2 separate regions of the Mus musculus genome follow, and region 1 is linked to region 2. The links are chromatin loops, found by intact Hi-C in ENCODE. Cell type or tissue: left cerebral cortex. All regions are shown on one strand. Each heading gives the region's core, and the rest is flanking DNA. Links, peaks and the distances in the headings are about the cores only. Region 1 overlaps A530072M11Rik (RIKEN cDNA gene A530072M11). Region 2 overlaps Otud6b (OTU domain containing 6B).

Region 1 (5,385 bases), core at 331-5,330, 1.3 Mb before region 2:
CAGGCAGGAGATAGTAATGCCCAGCAATTGTGTCCTAAGGCAGGTTGAAAAGGAACAAACTGTGTGTGTGTGTGTGTGTGTGTGTGTGTGTGTGTGTGTGTGTGTGTGTGTTTTGTCCAAAGATTAAAGGGAAGCCAGACGGGACTGGTAGTGGGTCACTTCCTGGAGCTAAAGGCGGTAGCATAAAACCACATACCATAGGACAATACACAAATAACAGCCCTGTATCTCAATATCTCCATCAGTAAGCTGTGAATAACAGTAGCCCTTGCTAGAAAGTATTGTTTTACATACATTATTATGTGGAAGTTCCTCGTTCACAAGTTCTGTTCTTTGAAAAGGCCATAGAGGCAGCACTGCCTGAGATACAATAAGGGCTGATAGTTGGCTAATTACATCACCCTTCTCTAGGCAAAGGCAGCAAGAAACCCATCTACAGTGATGCAAAGCTACATTTACTGATTCATTGCAAGCAGGAAAAACAAGTTTCTAGGGACACAGAGGGAATCTCAATAAGACCCTGTTAGGAAGAACTTCCTATAGGAGTTGAGCCTAGGGAGCATCCAAGGAAATGGGTATCCTCTTCAGACTAGATACTGTCTAGGAGGAGGGATCGTTTTGATTGAGTGCTTAACTTTCTTATCCAGTCACTGAAAGACAAAAGCCGAGGTAGTGCCATAATTGGAAAAAAGGGCAGTGATCACTCATTGTTAGCAAGGAATGGAGAGCATTTGCTCATCTTCTTGGTTGGTAATGTTCATATTTTTGCCTATTCAGACATTCCCATGAAGATTCCCATGAAGAATCTATTTCTGTCCAGCTTCACTACATGCTCTAAGTTGTCTCAGCTGAGGTTAGTGTCCTGTGGAAGTGTTTACCTTCCCTCAGGAGAGCATACATTCAAGCTAAGTACTTAGAAAGCTCCTGGTTAGCAGAGACTTGTTTTCCTGTTTTTCAAACCAGATAAGAAAGTTTTGATTAAATGGCAGGGCTGGTAAGAAAATAGTAGCTATCATTGCTACCTTGTTGAGCTTAATTTAAAGCCCTTTCTTTAATAATCATTGTGTAAGTTGAGCTTCAGAACAGTTCAAGTATGTGGGGGGCAGAGGGGGGTTTCTCTTACCTCCAGAGGTTCAATAGATAATGTATGTCATGCAAATGACCCCTCCTTGATATAAAGCCTGCCTTCTGGAGTTGTGATGCAATACTTCCCTGGGAAGCTGCATACTTCAGCTCCTTTTAACAATTCTGGAACAATATTGGGTCACAGATGCTTCATGGTGCTTTGTATTTTCCAGCTACACTTCAACTTCTCCCGAGAAATCTCTTAGACCACTGGTGTTGGATCTCTGATTAATCACACTTCCTGCTTCCTCGAGGCTGTGCTAGCCTTCTCTGTTAAGACCTAATCGCCACAGGCTACTTCAGTAGGGACAGCTTTGCCTATTGTCCACAGTCCTGTCTCTGCCCCAAACAGGATCTTTAAAAGGGTACTAAGCTCACATCCTCTTTCACAGACTGGCTTCCTAAAGAGAAAATCACTGTGCCTTAAAAGGTAGTATAACTCAGCATGTCTTGCTTATAACTTTGGAATGACAGGGAACGTGATTTTTGAGCTATGGAAAAAAAAATAGAAAAGCAAACTATTCTGTTAAATTCAGGCACTGAAATTCCTAGATTTAGACTAGCCAACTAGTTATATGTACGTTCCTGCACATTTCGAGAAACCTGCCAAATAAAATCCCACAGGAAAATGGAAATTCCCAGGAAAATTTTGTACTAATGATTCTTTGTCCAGCACCATCTTTTTGCATGTGGGAATTCCCCTAGTCACTCTATTTCTCTCATTAGACACTGTACAAAGTGAAAGTGAAAACAGATTATCATCGAATGAAAGCAGTTCCCAGAAAGAAAATGGACTCTGAGCCCAATACATGTGCTCCAACATCCCAACCCTGCAGCTCACAAACTGTCACTTCTGGAAATTCACACTATCACTATGAAGGCCACTTTTCTTAATCTGTCCATGGTTTTTTCCTGATGTTGAAAGGAGAAGCCTGAACTTTCAGCAAAACACGACCTTGTGAGCATGTTCTGGCATCTGATCTTTCCTAGGACAGTCAAAGCATTTTGAATGCAGAGACAACATTTGTATTCTTATTATTACTTCCAGCACTTGGGATAACAGTATATTAAATGTCTATTAGATGTGTTGCCTTGGAGTATTGGGCTGGAGTTATGCATTACCAGGCAGGTCCAATTTTCATTTGCACACCTCTTAATATCAACTGAATGCCATACACCATACCTATTTAAGACACATTTAAAAATCACATGTTTCTAGTATTTATAGGCAACTAAATGTACTAATGAAATAGTGGGTATTCAGTACTGTTTATCTCCCTTTTCTATTCATCAAAATAAGGGGATTTTGAAGTAAATTATCTTCTCTGTATTCTTTACCATAATAAGCCAAACATAATTTGAGGACTAAAATATAGTTGCATTTAGAAAGATTTTTCATTTATCAAGAAGAAATTATTAAACACGGTTACCTCAGCTAATTCTATCTTATATTTCCCTGCTTTGAGAGTATATGGAGATCAACAAAGGAGTGATTCATTGGTATTCTGACCTATCGTTCTAACCTTATAGTCAGCTTTTTCCTATGACACTGTTGGGCTAGAGAGATTGTTCAGCAGTTAAAGAGCACTGGCTGTTCTTACAGAGGAACATTCCCTGCGTCCGACGGCAACTCACAGCTATCCGTAACTCCAGAAGGTACTCCCTCTTCTGGCTTCTGTGGGTACCAAGCATGGTGTACAGAAATACACAGAAAAATAAATTAAATTAGGAATTTTGGCCAACTGTGATGGCAAACACATTCAATTCCAGCACTTAGGAGGCAAGGTAGTTGGATTTCTGTGAGTTCAAGGCCAGCCGGGAACTACATAGTGAGTTCCAGAAGAGCCAGAGCTATGTAGAGAGACCCTGTCTCAAAAAGCAAAAGTAATTAATAATAATGATGATAATGATGATGATGACCTAAAATGTTCTTCGATGGATATATGATTAAATAACTATAGTATGCCCACACTGTGCAGTACCACTCAGCAATTTATTAAAAGCTATTGATACAAACAAAATGTCACATGGAATTCCAAGATATGATTCTGAATAATCTAAAACAATTTGAAAAAAATACATATTTTACAATTCTACTAACAATTTGCGGTTTGTGTATGAAGCGGCCTTCCAAAAGCCCATGCATTAAAGGCTTACTTCCCAGCTGGTAGCACTACAGAGAGGTGGCTAGATCATGAGGCTTGCTTCACTTATTGATAATCTATTGATCAGCTTATAATGAAGGGGTTCATAGAAATCATGGCCCTACTTAAAGAAAGCAGGCCACTGCAGACATTGCCAGTATGCTGTCTGTGAAAGATAAAGAGTGTCCCTCTCCTTCCATTTTTCTCTATACTTCCTAGTGAACAGGTTTGCACTACACAGGATCCCTGCCATAACGTCCTGGCTCGTTGGACCCCAAAAGCAGTGGTACTACCAACCATGAACCATAGCTCTGAAACCACAAGGCAAAATAAACTCTTCTTCCTTCAGGTAGACTTTCTCAAGGAATGGGTCACAGTGACAGAAAAGCAATTTTGAATCAGCAAAATTAGACAAGGAAAACAGATTCAGTGTTTACAGAAATTTTCCTTCTGAGAGCCATGAGGGATAATCGGTTAAATTCCTCTCTCCTAGCCTGTGGTAACTTCAGTCATTTTTTGATTTACTGCAGTTGCCTTTGTTCCTGTATCTTCACTCTGTTGTCCCTCTATGCATGGCTATCTTGGTATTAAATATCTATTCTTTATTATTGGAGCGTCCTACTAGATACCATAGGCCCACAGGCTGACCCCCAACCCAGGAGCCTACTGCCTCAATCTCCAAAGTAATGGGATTTAGGGCACATACCGACACATCTGATTCATTTTTTCCTATATCAACAGTCATCTTTGATTAAGGCCTAGACTTTATCTTAATTAGCTTGGCCTTAGAAATTTTTTCCGTTGCTGTGATAGAGTATCCTGCAAAAGCAACCTACAGAAAGAAGAGTATATTTTAGGCTCAGAGCTGGAAGGCACAATTGATTATGGCAAAGAAAGCAAGGGAGCAAGGGCTTAAAACAAGTGGTCAGATGTTCTCTATAAGAAGAAGGGGGTGACGAATACTTGTGTTCTTTGTAAGTGGGGGCACAGTAAAGAAACCAAGAAAAATCTGGGAGCAAAGTTTTTATTGTGGATGAGAGAGAAGGGTATGGGGGGCATTCTGGGGCATCTGGAAGAGTCCAGAGCTAAGGGAAATGGAAGCTAACTGGACATGGCCCAGAGGAAAGCAAGATTAGCAGAAGAGCATCAAGAGAGAATTTCAAGAATAGTGTGCGCATGAAGAAGTGGGGAGACTTGCTATCATATAGAGAACAAGGGGTATCCAGGAGGAGGGAATCCTGGAGATTACAGCAGTCTGGGAGCTAGTCTGGAGGAGTGGTAGTAGGCAGACAGGGAATAATCAGTGTGTAGATAATCAACAAGATAGCAAGCTTCTGGCCTTTCCCAAAAGTGTGACCTTTCTGGCTGACTTACCTGGGCATGTTCTAGGCAAAGCATGGATATGTCAAAGCTTGCACAGGGAGATACTATGGACCTACACCTCTCTTTTTAAACTGATCAATGCAAAAAGAGGGGAGAAGAAACCCCACCCAATATCACCAAAACACTCAACTACCAATCTTCCAGGGGAAAGCAGATTTCAGTTTCTATCTCCTTCCCACTTATGATCGGTATATCCACTTGTGAGTGTCTGTGTGCATTCATGCATGTGTGTGTGTGTGTGTGTGTGTATGTGTGCATGTGTTGCACACATACTTTACTATTAACAGAACTTGATTGCTTGCTGTTGCTGTGATTTTTTTTTTCTGTCTTTTAATTCTTTAATTGTTGGGAAAAACTGAACTCAGTCCATGACCCTGGATGGTAACATAAGCGGGTACCAATACCACTGCACTTGACTTGGAACTGTGCTGGTTTTGAAAAAGTGCCTTCTTTTGCAAAAGTGTGTATCTTATTTCTAAATGAGATATGAATGTCTTAAAGCTGCTATTTCCTAGACTAATGTAATAAGGCATAAATAAACTTTATTCTTAATAACATTCAGGTATAATTTTGTAGGACTTTGAATAAATGAATTCAAAGTATAGATGTGATGTTTATTTTTGAGGCTAATTTGTCTATTTTGTCTAAGTTTTTCTCCAGTACATTTACTTCAATGTTAATGTCTTAAGATTTCTATCATTAATTGATTATGAAAATTAAATGTATATACTTA
Region 2 (5,385 bases), core at 111-5,110:
GAAAATTATGTTGGTATTTATATAATGTTATATAAAATATAATATATCTACACACATATGTATATACACACACATAGATATATACACACACACACATATATATATATATAAATAGTTAACATTAAAAATGCAGAGAAGGGAACTTGATAAGGATGTGTTATAATTTGAAGGAAAGATAAATGTTTTGTCAAGATATTGTACCCTGGAGAAATAATGTAGCAAAAATGAATGTGGAATCAGATAGAGCATTAGATTAATTGGAATTAATGTGTTAATGATCTTAGCATACTGAAATTGGCAGGAGGCGGTAAGTCTTTCCACCTTAGAAAAGGAAGTTTAAAATTCAGCATTTTGGTTCTGAATGCTATTTTACTAATTGTTCATGGTTTCTAAGCTCTAAGTGCATAGTTCAGAGTTTTTGGTACATAGTAGTGCATGGAAGGTCAGTGTCTGACAGAGTGGGTCAGACAGGGCCTTAGGCTGCTCCCCAGCCCCAGGCATGGTTTGAATTTCATGTACTCTCATGACTTACCATTCAGTTTTAATAATAGGTGAGGAAAAATAATATCTATGAGGACTATCATGGGTATTAAGTAATAATCTGTCCAGAACCATAAATACAAGGCCTGGAGAACTGAAGTGTCAACAAATACTTATATTTACCATGCTAAGTATCATATTCCCTTTACAAAGGCCTAAGACAGTCTCCTTTTATATGACAGCTAAGTTGCAAATAATCAAATATTTATTATATTGTATGAATTTTACTCTTGACTAATATTGCCATTGTGATTTCAAAGAACCATTTAGTGTGCTTGCTGTCTTGAAGGGCTACCTATGATAGCCATTCTTTTGTCATGGTCCCGCAGCTGTCACCTTGCTTCTATACATCAGCAGGTGTTTCTGTGCCAGGGGTATAATTTTAAAAATTTATTGATACTTATTAATTACAGCATCTAATGGTAGCCTATTTAATTCTAAAAACTAAGCTACTGTGTACCTAGACCTGTCTTTTATAAAAAATGTGTTACTTCTTTCCTATCTGAATTTAATACATTTTCCAACTAAACCCTGAGAAATTAGTATGATTTATAGTTGACTGCTTATCACTTGGCAGAGAAAATAATTCCCAGATTACTTTGTTAATCTAGTGGGCTTTTGGAGTAGAGAACACTAAGTGTTCATAATACTTACCAGAATTGGAACCTGGATCTAAGATAGGCAAATTGGGCATTAAATTATTTAGAACTGTTCTTTTTGCTAAAGCACTAGAGATTAAAAAGCCAGTTAACCACAGGTAGTTGTTATTGGTAGTGAGACAATTCTGGAGGAAAAGATGGCATATTTATGGTGACTTATCATAAGACTCTTATGGGTCTTATTTTTAAACTGGAGAACCATGCGAGCATAACTCAGGAATTTGTGCCTAAGAACATGGCTCAGTGGATAACATTGCTTTGCTACATAGCCTGAGTTCAGTCCCTGGCATCCACATGGTGGAGGAGAAAACCATCTGCTGCAAGCCACTCCTTCCCCAAAACCAAACCAAACCAAACCCACCCAGACAATTGGAGGGAAGAAGAGAACTTGGAAGCTCTTTGTGTTTTGGGAAAACAAAACAAAACTAAGGTAGAAATAAAATAATTGATTTCCAAAACAAAGAATTTGAGATGTAGAATGGGACATAGTTTTTTTACTTTGTAAACAAGGAAGATGAGACGGTTATCTCAACGAGAGCGAGAATTTAGCACAATCCTGGACTAGTGCTCAAGTCAACATGACTAGTCTTGCTAGCAGTGTGTATACAAGCTCCATGCTGCCGCCCTTCACCTGTTCTTGTAGACCCGACTGCTGTTCTGACTCTGATACTATCCTTTAGAGAAGTGTCTAATGTAGGGAAGAAACTCCAGAGACAAGGATCCAGTGGATTTTACAACCGATTTACTGCAGGCAGACTCAGTTGCGTTTTAATTCTGAAGCAGAACATTACATAAAATAAGATAATGATAGAAGTTAGTATTCTTACAGGGCTTGGATGATAGTGTGACGTGCCATTCTGAGAGTAAAACAACTATGACGTTAACCCCAGCTGCCATCTGCTCCACCCTTGATTCTGATTCAGGTGCCTGCAAAAGGGAGCTCTTTGTGTTGTCCCCAGTCCCCTCTCTGCTCTAACCAGCTGTATGGCCTTTGGAAATCTTTCTGCGTGTTCTTTCCTCAGAAGAGGAAAATGAGGGGTATCGGATTAGATGATTTCTAAGGTGCTTACTCTCCCTGCCCCCGCCCCCCCCCAAACTGTTTTTAGGCTTTGATAGAGTTATAGTGCCATCTTGTGTTTGAAGATTTTATACCCAGATCCACAGTTGTGGATGAAGTAAAGCATGCCACTTTTCTGTGACTAAAGCTGCTTTATGTTTTGTTGGACCATTAATACATCTCTTGTTGATTTCACTGAACCCTAACCATGCCTGGATATACAGCCATGGAGGAATCTCAAGTATTTGAATTTTCTTATTTAAGTAAGAAAGCATATTATACCATATAGAAAATAATGTTATGCCAGGCATGGTGGCGCACGCCTTTAGTCCCAGCACTCGGGAGGCAGAGGCAGGCAGATTTCTGAGTTTGAGGTCAGCCTGGTCTACAGAGTGAGTTTCAGGACAGCCAGGGCTACACAGAGAAACCCTGTCTGGGGTGGGGATGGAGGGGGGAGAAAATAATGTTATTTTGCTACAAAGACTGTCGCATTTTCTGTGTTTCTTACCATTGGAAGAAAATCTGGGAGGGTTTTTACTTAGCTCTAGAGAGTCAGAGGGGATCATGGTGTTTAGAGAGATTCTAGAATAACTAATATTTGAATTGCTTGTCAGCAAGTTTTTAAAAATCTATTAAGTATTTATAGATGTTGTATCCACCTTTAAAAAATAGATTAAAAATAGTATCTATCAGTATCTTTCTGGTTGTTTTAACATAGTAAATTCACTGTAGTGGAGTGATACAACCTTATTTTTTTTGAGATAGGATCTTATCCTGTAGATATCCCTGGCTGTCCAAGAATTCACTTTGTAGACCGGGCTCATCTTGTACTCACAAAGATTCACCTCTCTGCCTCCCAAGTCCTGGATTTAAAGGCATTGCACAAGTAAGTGTAGGGACTGGACCACTGAATCTTATAAGACAGAACTTGGTAATCAGCTAGTCATGTTGTTCATGTTTTTAACTAGTTCTTACAAGGACAGGTGTGGTTGCAAATGCCATTAATCCCAGCACTTGGAAGTCTGAGGTAGGAGGTTGGAGAGTATTGGCTAGTCTCAGCTACCATAGCAAGGCACTGCTTCAAATAAGCAAACAAATTAGCAGATTTTCTAAGAAGATATCCCTTGCCCCTTCCTAGCCGCTCCTTTTTCTTCTGTGAAACAAGTTCTCACATTGCAGGCCAGGCTGGACTAGAACACTGCAACCCAAGCTGTCCTTAGGCCTGCAGATCCTGTATCTGCTTCCCAGGTACACTTAGAGACCTAGGCCACCACACCTGGTTATACGAAAGGCTTCTTTATGTGTTAGTACAGAGCGAGGTGCTGGGAACATAGCAGTCAGATGAATGAGATCATTGTCCTCTATGGGTTGTAGTTAGAGTTGTACAAATGGTGAGATGATCAAGATGGCAAAAAAGTCAGACTAATGTCTCCATTCTTATCGAATGTGAATTAATCCTAAAATCATTGACTTTCCTATATTCTTGTCCTAGGAAAAGAAGGCTGCATTGGAAAAGGAGCGGGAAGAAAGGATAGCAGAGGCTGAAATTGAGAACTTATCTGGAGCCAGACATCTTGAGAGTGAAAAACTTGCTCAAATATTGGCAGCCAGAGAATTGGAAATTAAACAGATTCCATCTGATGGTCACTGTATGTATGGAGCACTTGAGGATCAGCTGAGAGAACAAGACTGTGCGCTGACTGTGGCTTCCCTGAGGAGGCAGACTGCTGAGTACATGCAAACCCATTCAGACGACTTCCTGCCGTTTCTAACAAACCCCAGCACAGGAGATATGTACACGCCAGGTAGTTAGCTTTCTTCACCACATTTTGTTAGTGTTTCTGGTTTTCAATTAAAATGCTTCCTGAGTGTAGCAAGGAAGACCTTTCTTAATGAAGACAAAAGATCATTAACATTTTGGCAGGTTTATTTTTTATAATTTGAATAGATGTAGATGTATTTTAGTTTATCTTGTAAGTACTTAACAGTTTTGTAGTTAAAATATATTAATAAATGTATGTAAGTCACAAAGAAAATAAGAGGTTATTCACTAAAACACGTAGGGTTAGTCATTGTTGAAAGATGTGTGTTAATTTATATTTAACAGAGTTAAAGGGAGGTGATGTTTGATCAGGCTTTGTAAGTATGCATGTGTATGCTATCAAGACCATGAGCAGAATATGATTATGAAATCTAACTTACTCATACTCAGTGAAGTGTAATGTTACTTTTGATAAAGTATGGCTAGGAAGGTTAATAGTTATATAAATTTTGATTTCATAAATCAATGAACAATATTCCCTGTTTGTTAAATTGATGATTAAGGTACAGTTTTTATGATGTTCTATGCTGTTGAGAGAAATGAAATGGAGGGAAGATCACAGGTAAGGGAGTGGCCACTGGGAGAGGGTCACATAGCCAGGTGGCTTGGAGAAGGGATGGTGTAGGCTGACTCCCTTAAATGGTGTCTGCCCTCCATGGAAGAAGGTAGAACATAGCACAGGGTGGACAGAATGAGCACTGGTGTTGAGTTGGTCAGTTGTGGTGAGTGAGCCTTAGGTATCTGGATAGATCTCAAGTGTGACTTCATGTATCAGAATTCTTAAGCGTGTCTAGCTCACTCTGCTAGTGGTAGAATATTTAATTCATGATGCGTCAAAGAAACAGACAAAGGATTTAGTTCATTCATTCAGCTAACTTTTATTGAAGGCCATGGTGTGCTAAGTATTGTAGGGACTGTTTTGAACAATGAAGACTTAATAGCGAAAGAGATTAACACGTGATGTATGTTGTCTTTTAGTTTTAGCTTTTCTTCGCTTCCTTGGTCAGAAAAGATGTTTGACCCCATTTTATTTTTATTTTATGTCTATGGTTTTGCCTGCATCTATGTGTATGTACCATGTCTTAGTCCTCTGGGACCAGAAGAGGGTTACAAACAGAAGTGAGCTTTTCTGTGGGTGCTGGGAATTTAACTCCTTTCCAGATTCTCTGAAAGCAGCAAATGCCACGGAGCCATTGCACCATCTCTGTGTAGCCCGTGTTTTTTTTTTTTTTTTTTTTTTAATACATTTTATTAGGTATTTTCCTCATTTACATTTCCAATGCTATCCCAAAAGTCCCCCATACCCT

What was found. A loop is a pair of places that touch in the nucleus more often than their neighbours do. Peaks named below come from ENCODE experiments on the same cell type or tissue, not always from the same donor. Only the 100,000 strongest peaks of a DNase experiment are listed, where the experiment ranks them.
Region 1: it touches region 2 in a loop (5-fold over the local background); 3 of 42 quality-filtered maps call a loop at or near these places.

The regions. Positions count from the first base shown.
Region 1 is chr4:16,165,102-16,170,486 of GRCm38, reverse strand. The region is part of intron 1 of A530072M11Rik (RIKEN cDNA gene A530072M11); the gene reads right to left. Among named protein-coding and RNA genes, the nearest start is that of A530072M11Rik, 3.7 kb to the right of the region's middle. In left cerebral cortex, for the core only: a CTCF peak has its summit at 2,803 (motif pointing left); DNase peaks (open chromatin) are centred at 1,450 and 1,821; H3K4me3 peaks cover 632 bases; H3K27ac peaks cover 904 bases.
Region 2 is chr4:14,816,852-14,822,236 of GRCm38, reverse strand. It overlaps Otud6b (OTU domain containing 6B), which reads left to right. Exons shown (of 7, transcript NM_152812.4): 4 at 3,749-4,061. Among named protein-coding and RNA genes, the nearest start is that of Otud6b, 6.9 kb to the left of the region's middle. In left cerebral cortex, for the core only: CTCF peaks have their summits at 2,138 and 2,339 (motif pointing left); DNase peaks (open chromatin) are centred at 2,142 and 3,421.